2 separate regions of the Mus musculus genome follow, and region 2 is linked to region 1. The links are chromatin contacts, found by Hi-C in ENCODE. All regions are on one chromosome and are shown on one strand. The core of a region is the stretch at or near the end of the contact, and the rest is flanking DNA. Distances in the headings are between cores, read along the strand shown. Region 1 overlaps Myb (myeloblastosis oncogene). Region 2 holds the start of 4930455C13Rik (RIKEN cDNA 4930455C13 gene).

Region 1 (6,766 bases), core at 2,836-5,335:
GGGATAGGCAGACTCTTTGGGCCTCTCTCCCTGTTTCTTGAACTAGTTAGCCATTTTTAAGTATCTGGCTAACTTTCAAGTTAGAGAAGTTTTTGTTTTTGTTTTATTTTAATCATTCCATGAATTTTATCAACCAAGTACTTTCTCCCTTGGTCACAGAGCAAAATTTTAGAGAGCTGAATCCTCCTGGCGCACTTGTTAAGTAGGAATGACTTAGTCTTTGTTTTCTTTTCCTGGTCTAGATCTCCAGTCACGTTCCCTATCCTGTCGCATTGCATGTTAATATAGTCAACGTCCCTCAGCCGGCTGCGGCAGCCATCCAGGTGAGATCATCTGACGGGCAAACTCCTTAGCTGAGCAAGGCACTGCTTTTAAAGAATACTTTCTTTCTACACACACACATACCATGTAATAGAAAAGCTAACAGCATTGCCAACCTACTTTGGGCTAGCCTTTATTTACCCTTGGTGGCTTCTGGAATTTTCTGATGCATCCATGAGCAGGTGCTCTAGCCTCTGCCTTACCCCTTGTTGCCTTAAGTCCCGTATCACTTTGAGCAGATAGTGGTGAATTCTGTGGGGTGATTCCACATGGAAGTTCTCTGGGCTGTGTAAGGTACCTCTCCCTCAGACCTTGTCTCTCCCTGCTTCACTTGAAACTCTAGAGACACTATAACGACGAAGACCCTGAGAAGGAAAAGCGAATAAAGGAGCTGGAGTTGCTCCTGATGTCAACAGAGAACGAGCTGAAGGGACAGCAGGCATTACCAGTAAGACTGTTACCTTGGGATGGGTGGCTTCGCTCAGTGCTCTTCTCTCTCCTCCTCTGTCTCCTTTTCTAAAGACTGTCTCATCCAAGTTCTGTGTGTCCGCTAACAATGCTCAAACAACAGAAACTGCTACTGATGACTGATAAAAGTCTGTTAGTCTCAGAATGTGCATTGAGTGACTGGAAGTCACTGTTTTAGAATAGGACCACAGTACCCACTTGTGACTGTCAGGATCTCCATTGTAACAAAGCACAAAGCTTTGCCTGCTTGTTTGATTCTTTTACTGTTATCCTTTTAACCTGGATTTACATTTCTTACAATCTCAAATTCCATTTGAAGTGTATTTATTATATACATGTTTTTTAAAAGGGATCTATACATAAGCCACTCTTTAAATGTTTGCTATCTTTTATTTGCATGTATGAAAGCTCTCTGATCAGTAGTGATAAGGTGTTTGTGTAAACACATATATGTTCCCATAGATATGTGTATATATGCGTGCAGATTTCTGTGCATACATGTGTCCAGGCCAGAGGTTGACACCAAGTGTCTTTTTTGATAGGTTTCCACATTAAAAAATGTAGTTGTATGACTACCACTCATAAGGTACTATAAGATATATGTTGAAATAAACTCTTTCCTCTCAAAGAAAAAAAAAACACTAGTTGTAATTGTGTATGCATGTGTACATGTGCTTGTGTGCACTCTTGGAGGTAAGAGGACACCGTTCCAGAATCAGTTCTTTCCTTCTACCGTGGGCTCTGGGGATCAAACTCCTTTTTAACTGCCTAGTCATCTTGCTGGCCATCCAGCTTATATTTTGAAATAGGGTCTCATGAAAGCTGGAGTTTGCCCATTTGACTAGGCTTAATGGCCAGTGAGCTCGAGGGTCTACCTGTCTCTCCCTCTCCAGTGCTGGGGTTACACAATGGAGCTGCTGTGGGTGCCTGGAGATCAAATCCAGGTTCTTACGATTGCATGGCAGTCACCTTTCAGACTGAGACAACCCCTTCCCTTCTTTTTTTGTACTGACAATTGAGCCTAGAGTCTCAGACATGCTACATTGCACACACACACACACACACACACACACACACACACAGGATCCAGCTCTAGCTCTTGTATAGACCGTTTCTGAATCCTTGAATGGGCAGCTCACGGAAAAAGCAAACTTTGGAGTTTTGGTAGTTTAGCCAAGAAGTGAGTATGTGAAAGGTGATACCCACTAGCGATTCTTCAGGTGAAATGTTCTTTGTTGTTGTTATTAAATAATAAAATAATGTACTTGTGCTAGTTCAACCACTTTTGAACTTTAGTTACTATTTTGCAATTTCTTCTCTTGCATGGACATGCTGTAAGGGGACTTCTGTTAACTTGATCTACTTTCCCAACCACATATACTCTGCAGCTCTAGCTTGCATCAGTGCAACCTATAGCCAAAAAAAAAAAAAAAAAAAAAAAAAAAAAAAAAGAAAAGAATAGAAGCAACAGGATATGTACAGATAGAAGCAATTCTAACCCTTGAATGCTTTCAAGGGCTTAACATGCAAATAGGACCATTCTTAAGTCATAGCAATGGGGAACTGTTTTTAAATTAAACTCCAATGGAATTCTAAGACATCTAAGACTTGTATTTTGTAGCAGTCCCAAGGTTTAACATTTGACTAAAATCTTAGCAACTGAAGCAATCCTCTAGGTATAAATTGGAGAGCTATTGCAAAGCTGTCAAAAAGGAAACATCTTGACAACTGTCTGGCAGGCTTGAGTTTTGGATGAAGCAACCACTTTTTATCTTGCCTCCAACAGCATCTGATACCTTGTGCAACATAGTTGCTAAGTTTCTTCTTCCTTTCTTCTCTCCATCCTTATTTCTACACACCCCCTTCCCCAGACACAGAACCACACTTGCAGCTACCCCGGGTGGCACAGCACCTCCATTGTGGACCAGACCAGACCTCATGGGGATAGTGCACCTGTTTCCTGTTTGGGAGAACACCATGCCACCCCATCTCTGCCTGCAGATCCCGGCTCCCTACCTGAAGAAAGTGCCTCACCAGCAAGGTGCATGATCGTCCACCAGGGCACCATTCTGGACAATGTTAAGAACCTCTTAGAATTTGCAGAAACACTCCAGTTTATAGATTCTGTAAGTAGAATTGCTAAGGCACGTTGATGTTTCTGGAAGAGGAATTGAGAATTGGTATAGCATAAATCATTGCCATTTTCTATAGCAAATACGGTTTGGTCCTACATTCATGTAAAGTGAAAGACTTAGCTTTTACGATTCCACTTCTCTCAGTGGTCTTGATTTTGTAGGCTACCCACCCAAAATTGTTTGCCTTCCAGGTGTGAATTAATGAAGTTCTGACTTACCACAAAGGGCTCAGAATGAGAGCTGTGTCTGAACTATTTTAACAAATTTCTTATATATTTTGCTTACTTCTTTGTGATTCTCTAGAAAATTTCTTTGTTGTTTTGGTTTTGCTTGCTTTTTGTTTTGTTTTGTCTGTTTTGGGACAGCACATTTGGACTTACGTTTCCTCGTAACCTTAAGCTTTCAGTTCAAGGGTGGGGCATATAGATCTCTCTACAGCATACTGTAAATTGATTGACAATCATAGTAACACCAAAATAAACCATCTTGAACCATCTTGAGTGAAACAAATTTGAGTTCAGCAGTCACTCAGTTCATTTTCTTGGTCTCCTAATTGGTTAAAAAGCACTTATTCCCTTCACACGGGACAGGGCCAGCTATTGCCATAATGTATCATCTAGAAATGTTTTCTGTTTGCTTTAAATTGCATGCAAAAGAGAGTGCCTGAGCTCTCCACAGCAGATGTGCAAGACAACCCATGCACCGCTGTAATCCCTGAGCTAGAAAGCAGGCAGGCAGGCAGGCAGGCCCAGCGTTTTCGTCCATTGCTCTTTCAGTGCTGTGTTTGGGTGATGGTGGCGCTGTCACTTGCATACCATCTCAGAAGCTCTGTGCCTCCCACGTTGTTTCAGGATTCTTCGTGGTGTGATCTCAGCAGTTTTGAATTCTCTGAAGAAGCGGCAGCTTTTTCACCTAGCCAGCAGCCCACAGGCAAAGCCTTCCAGCTTCAGCAAAGAGAGGGCCATGGGACTAGATCTGCAGGAGAGCCTAGCCTGAGGGTGACCAGGCGAGTGCTGAGCGAGGCATCCCTCGGCCCAGACTCACCCCAAGCGAGGCACAGCAAGGTTCCGCTGGTCGTCCTACGAAAAAGGCGGGGCCAGGCCAGCCCCCTAGCCGCTGGAGAGCCTAGCCCCTCCCTCTTTGCTGACGTCATCAGCTCAACTCTCAAGCGTTCCCCTGTCAAAAGCCTACCCTTCTCTCCCTCGCAGGTAGAGCACAATTTCTGCACAGCTGTTACTAATTTTCAGCATACACCCGAGCCTTAATAATTAGAAACTAATCTAAATTTGAACAAATGACTAATGACTGCCGTCCTGGCAGATTTAATTCCGCGTTCAATCTCACTGGGGTAGAGGTGGCTAGCTTCCTGGCATTTGGGCTGACACACTGGTGATTTTGTCGCATCTCTTTCTCTCGAAGTCTTGGTGTTTTGGAAAATGGACAGAAAGTTGCATGGGATGTGTTTCCATTTCCCTTTTCACTACATTTCCCTTTTTCCGTCCCTCCCCTCTTCTCCCTTGTCATCCTTGCCTCTTCACATTTTAACACGATGTCTGCCTCTTTGTTCATTGACTACTAAGTGATTTACTGACCCTGGGGAGGAGGGAACCAAATTATGATTACATAACATTTGGATTACAACTAGAAAATGAACCACTATGCCCCTTTTCTAAGTGAGGATGTTTACTGAGATGATGAAAAAGAGATGCTTCTGCAAAATAATTTAACATTTTCAACACTGGGTCTTTTAAATTCTGCTATGGGATTTTGCTAAGGTACCGTTTTCCAAAGAATACCCTTACTTCATATAGTGTTCTTAAGGTATATAACACTATAATGCTTAGCAGAGCCACGTGCTTTCCAAATTATAATTAAGAGACAATTTGGCTCCTTAAATTTTTTTCCCAATTATATCCGTTGAAGATTTGGTACTTTGTTTTACTTTACTTCATTTTAGTAGTAGTAGTAATAGTAGTAGTAGTAGTAGTAGTAGTAGTAGTAGTAGTATTGTGGTTCTTAGAATCTAACCTGGAGCCTCATGTGTGCTAGGGAAGTGCCCTACCACTGAGCTATACATATTTCTGGACTTGTTTTTAAAAGAACTTTAAGTATAGACAAATGATCCCCCCATTCCCCAAAACAATTGGTCTCCACCCCCCACCCACCCCCATATTTTCCTAAACCGTGTTTTGTGAAATCATTTCTGCAAGATAGATGTCTCAGGGAAAATGATCTAGGTAGACATAAACGTTTGGGAAATGCTAACTCGGGCTTTAAACGGCTTCTTTACCAGAGGGTCCTTCAGGCTTGGCGTTTGTTTGGATTTTTTATTCTTTAATTTTTCAGAATGCAGACAGTCTTTTATTCTGCTCAGCTTGCCTTATGCTCCTGAGTTCAAGAGGCGCCCTGGCTTCTGAGTGACTGACTGCAGGCAGCAGCCACTGCTCCTGGCTTCCCTGAGAGCGTTGAGTGTGCTCATCAGTCTACCCAAGAGATAAGATCCATTGCCTTTCCCAAACCTGTGTTACCCTGGGAGCGTCAGGATGCTGAGAGACAAACCTTCTTACTGGATAATTTCCCACATCACGCAAACCTTACACAACAACAGTCTGAGTTATTAGACCATTAAACTGAGAAAACCAAATATGAAAGAAAAAGAAGATAACCTTTTTAATGTTGATCAAGAGCACATATCATTCTCTTAAGTGACAAATGTCATTTACAGAGAAGATTTTCTTTGAATTTTGCAAGGTTTGAAGCTTTGACCCTTTAGATGTTCTTTCTTATAAATCTCTGAACCTTGCCTAATCAGGTGGAATAAATCAATATCCTTGCCAACACTGAAAGATTGTTAACGTTGTCGTAGTTGGGGTTGTGAGTCAGTAGAGGACACTTGCCTGCCATCTGGGTTTGGCTTCAAACTGCATGATCACAGACTCATTATTTAATCAGTTTTTCTTTCTTTCTCTCTCTCTCTCTCTCTCTCTCTCTCTCTCTCCCTTCCTTCCTCCCTCTCTCCCCCCTCCCTCCCTCCTTCCCTCCCTTCCTTTCTTCTCTCCCTTCCTTTCTTTCTTCCATGTTTAGTTCTTGAACACTTCCAGCAACCATGAAAGCTCGGGCTTAGATGCACCTACCTTACCCTCCACTCCTCTCATTGGTCACAAACTGACACCATGTCGAGACCAGACTGTGAAAACCCAGAAGGAAAATTCCATGTAAGTCTTAGTTCAATAAGAAAAATGTTTATTTTATTTATTTATATTAATTAAAATGTCTGACCCCCCCTTGTATGTATATAATGCATTCACTGTATGTATCCTATGCATTCTCATAATGGATACATCCCAAGTAAGTTACAACCAACCAGGGAAGAAAGTAGAGAATAATTACCTTCTGTAGTACATTCTGATGTCTTATGTGCATGCACAGGGAGTTTCTGTACCATTCCCCACCCCCCACCGGCCAGGTTTTTCTTTCCACTGTTTTTCAATATCCTTACTAAAAACAAACAAAAGAGACTGAAGCATTCAGAATAAAATTGAGAATGGTTCATAGTTTATATTTTTTAATCTTATTTTTTCTTTTTGTAACAAATACATTAGGATCTTTTTGCATACTCACAGGAATGAAAATGTATGTATGTATGCATGTATGTATGTATATATGTATTTCAAAAGCCAGGGGTGATTAAGTAATTGAAAAGAAATACATTCTTATTACTTCCAAATAAAAACAAAGTTTTAGACATAGCGTGTTTTGGCCCCGTTTGAGGGAGCAGGTGAGACTGGTTTACAAATGATCCCAGATATCACGGTGCTAGTCACCATTATACAGATCCAAGG
Region 2 (6,766 bases), core at 1,354-3,853, 200 kb before region 1:
TTGGAGAAAAAAAAAAGAGGTACGAGAGATAACCAATTTTTAACAAAAATTAAGACAGTTTGCCTCAGATTTCACTTCATCCTTCTTGGAGACCAAGCCTGGGGCTCTTTTCAGCCAAAACAAAGATTCCAATGATAAGAAATCCCTAGGAATAGCTACTAGAGCCTTGAGTCATGTGACCTTGAAAACGTAAAAGAAGAAATCAGGTAGACAACAGGTTTGCTCTAATGGTTCTCAACCTGTGGGTGGTGATCCCCACAGGGGTAAATATCAGATATTGACATTAAGATTAACTAACAGTAGCAAAATTACAGTTATGAAGTAGCAACAAAATATCTTCATGGCTGGGGGTCAGCACAGCATGAGGAGCTGTAGTGAACGGTCACAGCGTTGGAAGGCTGAGAACTCCTACTCTAGACCATTCAAGTGAAGAAATTCAGCCTGCATTTAACAGCAACAGTACTAACACCACAACAATCAACTCCAGTTTGCCGAGGCAGTCAGGAAAGTGGTTTCCTTAGTCAAGCCATTTGAGCTTGTCTAAGTGATGTCTAATCCTGGTTACTGTTCTTAATAGCTAATGCCCAGAGGCCACTTTAGAAAACTTAGGAAGGAGTCAAGACGCAGCTCCTCCCTCAAGTGTTTGACCCACTGCAGTCTTGACTCAGCCTTGTCTATGTCTGAACCTTTCGTATCCTTCCGCAAGGATACAAAAATGCTACCCGGCTATTAGTATCTGTTCTTCAACATAGATTTGCAAATATTTAACATTTCAAATATATTTAAAGAACATAGCAGTTTTAAAAATGCCATTCTACAATATATTGTGGAGTGAGCTAAAATCTTGTAATATGTACTCCGAAGCTGTCGACAGAACAGTCTAAATTATACCATGGTGAGAAAGGCAAAGCTAGTGGCCACAATAGCACCACAGTAAGTAGATAGTATAGCTGGAAAACTAAAAAAGAAAAAAACTGGTCATTTTAGGAGCAAGTGCAATTAGCTCACTTGCAGCTCAACCCACATAATTAAGTAAATTTTACTAAGCCCTTCCCCTTAAATTACACTCTTCTCAGTCTACTAATCTACAGGATCAGGTTACACAAAGGAAATAAAAGCTGTATACTTTGATAGTCTGTTTGTTAGACCGGTGGGAATTACTTGGGCTTCACTGTTTCTCAGTGAATTGACAGGTTAAGCTTTTGTGTAAGGGTAGGAAGCAGGGTCATAATAATATACAGAGAAAAAGCTATATAAGGGAGAAATACCATGAGGATACAAACACCCAGCTATGAGAAGCACTAGACTCATGCAACCTGGGTTAGCGAACTGCCTTACACATAATGGAGACAGGGACTGCAGGAAAATGAACTCATGCAGAGAAAAGTCTGCAAACGCACATATACTCTCTAATCATAATCAGATTAAAGACTTGAGAGATGTTTCGACCGTTAACTTAGGATTCTGACACCCTGTGCGTGTTGGTCATTATTTTAACTTAGTTGTTCTGTATCTTACATAGACAGAGTTTGCTTCTCCGCGTCTGATAGCCTTAAATGTGATATACGTCTATGCTTTAAATTACCTCAGAAGAGGTAACTGGCCAGAGATACGCGAGTATCTTCATCCTTCTGCTAGAATCCACCTAAACTAGCACTAAGCCCCGAGAGACACTGAAAGAATAACTGACAAGATAGATTCAATTGTTTCTTTCTGGACTGTGAGTGTGTGTCTCATGAGAATGGAATTGTGAGCCTGTAGTCTGGACCTGCTGGGCAGTTCCTTTAAAACCTGGTGCAAGACTGAGTCAGATCCGACTTTAACAACCGGATATGCCGAGGGAGCAACAACTGCCAACTCCACTGGCTCACAGCAAGACCCACTCAGGGAGCCTCACCGTCCAGCACTGCTGTCTGCCGGTGCTCCTCCTTGTTGGGTTTGGGATAAATATTCTCTTAACCTTCTTCTCACAGAATAAAGTATGACAAACAAAAGGAATTCTGAACGTCTCGCTGATGCATTTATGTGTTACACATTCAACTTCCAGTGCCCACTTATTTTAAAGACTAAAAGCGTTGAAACATAGCGGCTACCTTTCCCTTTCTTCTCCAGTTTCATCCAAGACCCACGCATATGCAAATGAAGCCTTGCCAGCCTTTTTAGATTCTTGCTCATACTTATGCATAGTTCTTTTGTTTACATTACCCAGAAGATAAAGCATATGGCCCATCAGAGTACTTTTCCCAGCATCAACATGACCTAAGGAAAATTGATTCAGGGTTAATACTAGGTACATTTCAGATGCTCACATTGAGGCATTGCAACACTAATTCAACAGCGTGCGTCAGTATTTAGTATAACAAACACCAATTTCTATCAAGGTTAAAACACCTAAATGGGGGAGGGGGTGAGGACTGCACACACAGTTTTAGAGAGGGCAAAGTTTCCCTTTTTTGGGGGGGGAGATGCATCCCATTTTCAAAATGTTCACTACATAAAACTGCCACAAGCTAAGTCCGATGATGCCCTCCTTGGTAACGCGGCCCCATTGCACCCTGGGTGACCAGAATGCATTATGATGCAATGCCTCTTTGCTTTATTTAAGCCTACACTGCTCCAAGAGGCTGGGCGCCTCCTGCCGCGGTCCTGCTAACCCGGCGGGCAGAACAAGGGCATACCAATGACCACTAAGTTGAGGAGCTGCTTCCCGCCCTGCCGCTTTTCCAATTCCGCTTTCACGTCTATCTGCTGCCTCAGCTTGCCAGACTTTCTCACTGGTGTCGGAGTGGAGCCCAGCTCTTCTGATGTTTGAAGGGAAGGAGGTGGGAGGGCAGATTTTGGAGTGCCGGTCTCAGGAATGTTAGGAGAAGCTACGCTCACATCATCACCAGGAGGCCCTTTGTGAGGAGCGCGCACACTGAGTCCATTTTCCTCAGAAGTTAAGCTGCAGAAAGATGAGAAAAACTGTGAGAAAGTCATTTCAGACACTGCCCAACTGAGTCAGGGGGCAGGGGTATCTCTTGGCAACCCCTGATATTCTGGGTCTCAGGTCTGTCAAGCTGGAAAAGAGAAGTGACCAGAGCCAATCCACACAAACGAACACTGGGAACCCTAGGTGTCTACTAAACATGAAGACTCCGCCCTGGCAGACAGCAGGCAGCAACGCTGCTGCATCCTAAGAGGTAAACACAGCTTTAAACTTTCAAATGTCTCTAAGATCTAAAAATGCCCATTCTGGGCCCAGGCCTACACCCACTGCTAGAACGGCAAGAATAAATTGGTAACAATGTTTCAGACACTTTGTCATATAATTTTATGATCTTAATTAACTTGATTTCTTATTTCTAAACGACCTTTCCAAAAGTGGAACCATCTGTTTATAAATCTAAAGGAGTAATCTCCTTGACTTGGACACTAAGACTTACCAGACTGTGTACTGACTATCTGTCCTGCACTTGATGTCTCAATCAGTTCTACTTACATGTCTAGAGGTAGAGTTACAATTCTCAGTATTAGTAAAGCAGACTGTGCTCTAAGCAATGAGTTACCTCTTACACATGTACATGGAGAGAAATGAATTGCCAGCGTGTATTTTACATTCTCTCATCCAAGTTCTAGCTTAGTTTAGCTTCCACAGTCAGTCAGAATCAGGAATGTGTATTTGTGATGTTATGGCCAGGACTGGGTGTATATGCAATGGTATAGCCAAAAATGAATTTTTGGATCAAATGGGCTTTCAAGAAAACTCAACACATTATAAATGTGATTTCTTGAACTCTTGGTAGCTTTTGTTTTCACATGTGTGTGTAGGTCGAAGAACAGCTAAAGGGTGTTGGTGGTTCTCTTCTTCCACCAGGTGGTTACTGGGAATCACAGGCAGCAAGGCTTCTAGCAAACACGGCTACCGTCTCCCTGGGCCATCCGCATGGTCATTGTTTAGGGTCTATCATTCTGAGAAAGCATGGCTGTTATATGCTTTTCTGTTATATATGTCTGGACTCTTTCTGAGACAGAATGTAGTGAGTCACTGGCTGACCTGACACTCAGGACATAGTCAGCCTAGAACGCATGGTGACCTGCCTGCCTCAGCCTCTAGAGCACTGGTGTGGCGGGGGTGTGCCTGCTAGGTCTGCCCTTCATACTTGACTTAATCCGAAAAGTAATTTGCTCATTTAAAAGTCAGAAAAAGGGCAGGGTGTGGTGGTTCATGCCTTTAATCCCAGCACTTGGGAGGCAGAGGCAGAGGCAGAGGCAGGCGGATTTCTAAGTTCAAGACCAGCCTGGTCTACAAAGTGAGTTCCAGAACAGCCAGGGCTACACAGAGAAACCCTGTCTCAGAAAACAAACAAACAAACAAACAAACAAAAACCAAAAACAAAACAAAAAGTCAGAAAAAAGTTGAACTCAGGTTAAACAACCTATACATTTTAGTTTTTCATGTTCCATTATTCAAGAAATATTTGTCCAGTGTTATTCGTGTGTCCATGTCTGTCTGCTTATGTTTTTAAGGCAGTTTCATTATGTAGCCAAAGCTGGTCTAAAACTTAGGCTCCCCTGCCACAACCTCTAGAGTATTAGGATCGCAACTGTGTAGAATGCCCAACTTCAGTATTATATATTGTGTGCTGTCAGACTACCAGAAACCTCTAATAAATTATCTGTATGTTAAATGATATTTCAAATCATTTGATCTGAGAGGATCCTGTTAATCGGAAACACTGTGACTAAAAGCCTGAAATTAAAAAAAAAAAAAAAGAACTAGAATACATTGTAATATATCTGACACACTATATATTATGATTAACTTGTATACATATAGCAAATGTTCAAACACTCCCAAAGGCTGGGGCTCCTGTGTCTAGACATAGTGCTGAGACATGAAATCTGAAAATTCGAGTCTACTAGAATAGTCTAAGAAAGACAGCTAGGACATGGTAGCCCATGCTCGGACATGGTGGCACATGCTGTCTCAAGCACCAAAAAGAAACAAGTCATTGATGGTAAGCTATGGACTGTGCGAAGGTGAACAGAGAGCTTAGCACAGTTGCAGAACTATTTACTCTGTGCTTTCCTTATAGATACCGCTCACCGCACAACACTGAAATCAATGGCAGGGCCTTTCCTCGTTTCTATGGTGTTTCTGACTTATCCAGATTATGACTCCTACAATGTATCCAATCCATCCCAATCTTTTCTTGGACATTTCATTTCTATATGAATTTTCCCACTGGGCCCTGTCAAAATGTTGACTCAAGAGACTTAAAAAAACAAAAAAAAAAGAAAAGCTTTACTACTTCGCAAATGTATGTTAAAATACTCTATATTTCCAAGGCTTTTGATTGGTAAGTATTTAACTGATGTCCTGTGATGAGCACTGTCTTCATGATGCATCTAGCACTGTGTGATCTCCTGGCCAGTGTTTGGGTTTTATGAAAGCTGTCCTTGGAAATGATCTTCTGTGGTTACTGTGTGTCCAGGTGCTGTTAGAAGCTCTGTGTAGATTTCCAATACAATGTATTACTTAAAGCTTATCTGCAAGCTGCTAAGACTTCGGAGACTCTCCAGATTGTGGCTGTGGCACCCTTAAAATAAGGGTTGTGTGTTTCAGTTATTTGCTCAATAAATGTCTCCCTAGCTGGACATACTGCTGCACACCTTTAATCCTGGCACTCAGGGAAGAGGCAGGTGGATCTTTGTGAATTCATGGCCAGTTTTGTATATGTAGTGAGTTCCACACCCTGTCTCAAACAAAACAAGAGACTTCCATAAAAGAATTAAATACAACTGAACACATTAAGGCTAAAAAGGGTATTTGTATTAATTCGACTCTATTTACAAGAGAAAAGGAAAACTTTTAAAATTGAACCAGAACTTAAAATTATCTGACTAGGTTAAAGTCGCAAAACAAAGATTATTTCACCCATTACCTAATTTGTACTAGAGGAATTCTGTCTCCTAGACCTGACTTATCACCACACTCAATTTGAAATCAAGTGAATAAAGTCTTACTTTTAAGTCCAAACACTGAACATTAAACAAGGGGACATATATTCCCATCTCCACAGATTTTTATAAAAGGAGCCAACAGTAAGGTAAATTCCTGAGACTGAATTTCACACGGCTAAAAATAAGTCATCCCTGCTAGTGTTTGCTGACGTCTGTTCCTTTTATGCTCTGGCAAATGAAGGATACATACCTTACAAAAAACCCTCTTTATTTGTTTTCTTTTTTATAAGACAGACCTCTGTCTGAGACCTCTAAGTAGCTGAGGATGGCCCTGAAGTCCTGGTCCTCCAGCTTCCACCTCCCAAGTGCTATCACAGCAGGTCCATGCCACAGGCCCAGCGAAAGTGGTATTTAGAGAATAGAAATGCTGACCAACTTTAAAGAGGCTAAATATTACATTGAGATGCATGTAACTCACTTCCCTTCTCCATTAAAGACTACTAGAAAAATTCTAAAGATTGATTTAAAAATACCAAGTATTATCAGTGTTGACAGTCGTTTTTTTCTAGATATCCCAAACTCTAGGAGTTTTTAATTGCATGTGTGATTGATACAGGGAACCATTTTATTCAGCATAAAAATTAAAAGAGGGGCAGGAGACATAGCTTACAGTGTACAAAGCGCTTGCTGTACAAACGTGAGGCTCTGTGTTCAGACCACCAGCACCCATAGGAAGGCTGGGCACGGTGGCTGCTGGGATTGCAAGCACACAGACCCCAAGGCTCCCTCCCTAGCAGCCGCCTTCTGTCTCCACAGTGAG

The links. Hi-C counts contacts between places; a loop is a spot of excess contacts on that map.
Region 2: a map of regulatory T cell shows a loop between it and region 1 (2.8-fold over the local background). The contact joins the promoter of 4930455C13Rik here to the enhancer-like site in region 1. A Hi-C loop is called at or near these places in 4 of 37 maps with a recorded cell type or tissue (T-helper 1 cell, regulatory T cell and v-Abl transformed pro-B cells).

The regions. Positions count from the first base shown.
Region 1 is chr10:21,142,335-21,149,100 of GRCm38, reverse strand. It overlaps Myb (myeloblastosis oncogene), which reads left to right. Exons shown (of 16, transcript NM_001198914.1): 7 at 243-323; 8 at 665-769; 9 at 2,661-2,915; 10 at 3,776-4,132; 11 at 6,009-6,139. Among named protein-coding and RNA genes, the nearest start is that of Myb, 15 kb to the left of the region's middle. Within about 2 kb of position 4,085, at least 2 of the 3 ENCODE cell types and tissues checked have a DNase peak (open chromatin) inside an H3K27ac peak, as active enhancers do.
Region 2 is chr10:21,337,892-21,344,657 of GRCm38, reverse strand. 4930455C13Rik (RIKEN cDNA 4930455C13 gene) reads left to right here and starts at 2,603. Exons shown (of 4, transcript NR_045352.1): 1 at 2,603-3,182. Hbs1l (Hbs1-like (S. cerevisiae)) reads right to left here. Exons shown (of 18, transcript NM_019702.2): 6 at 2,679-2,944; 7 at 2,094-2,259.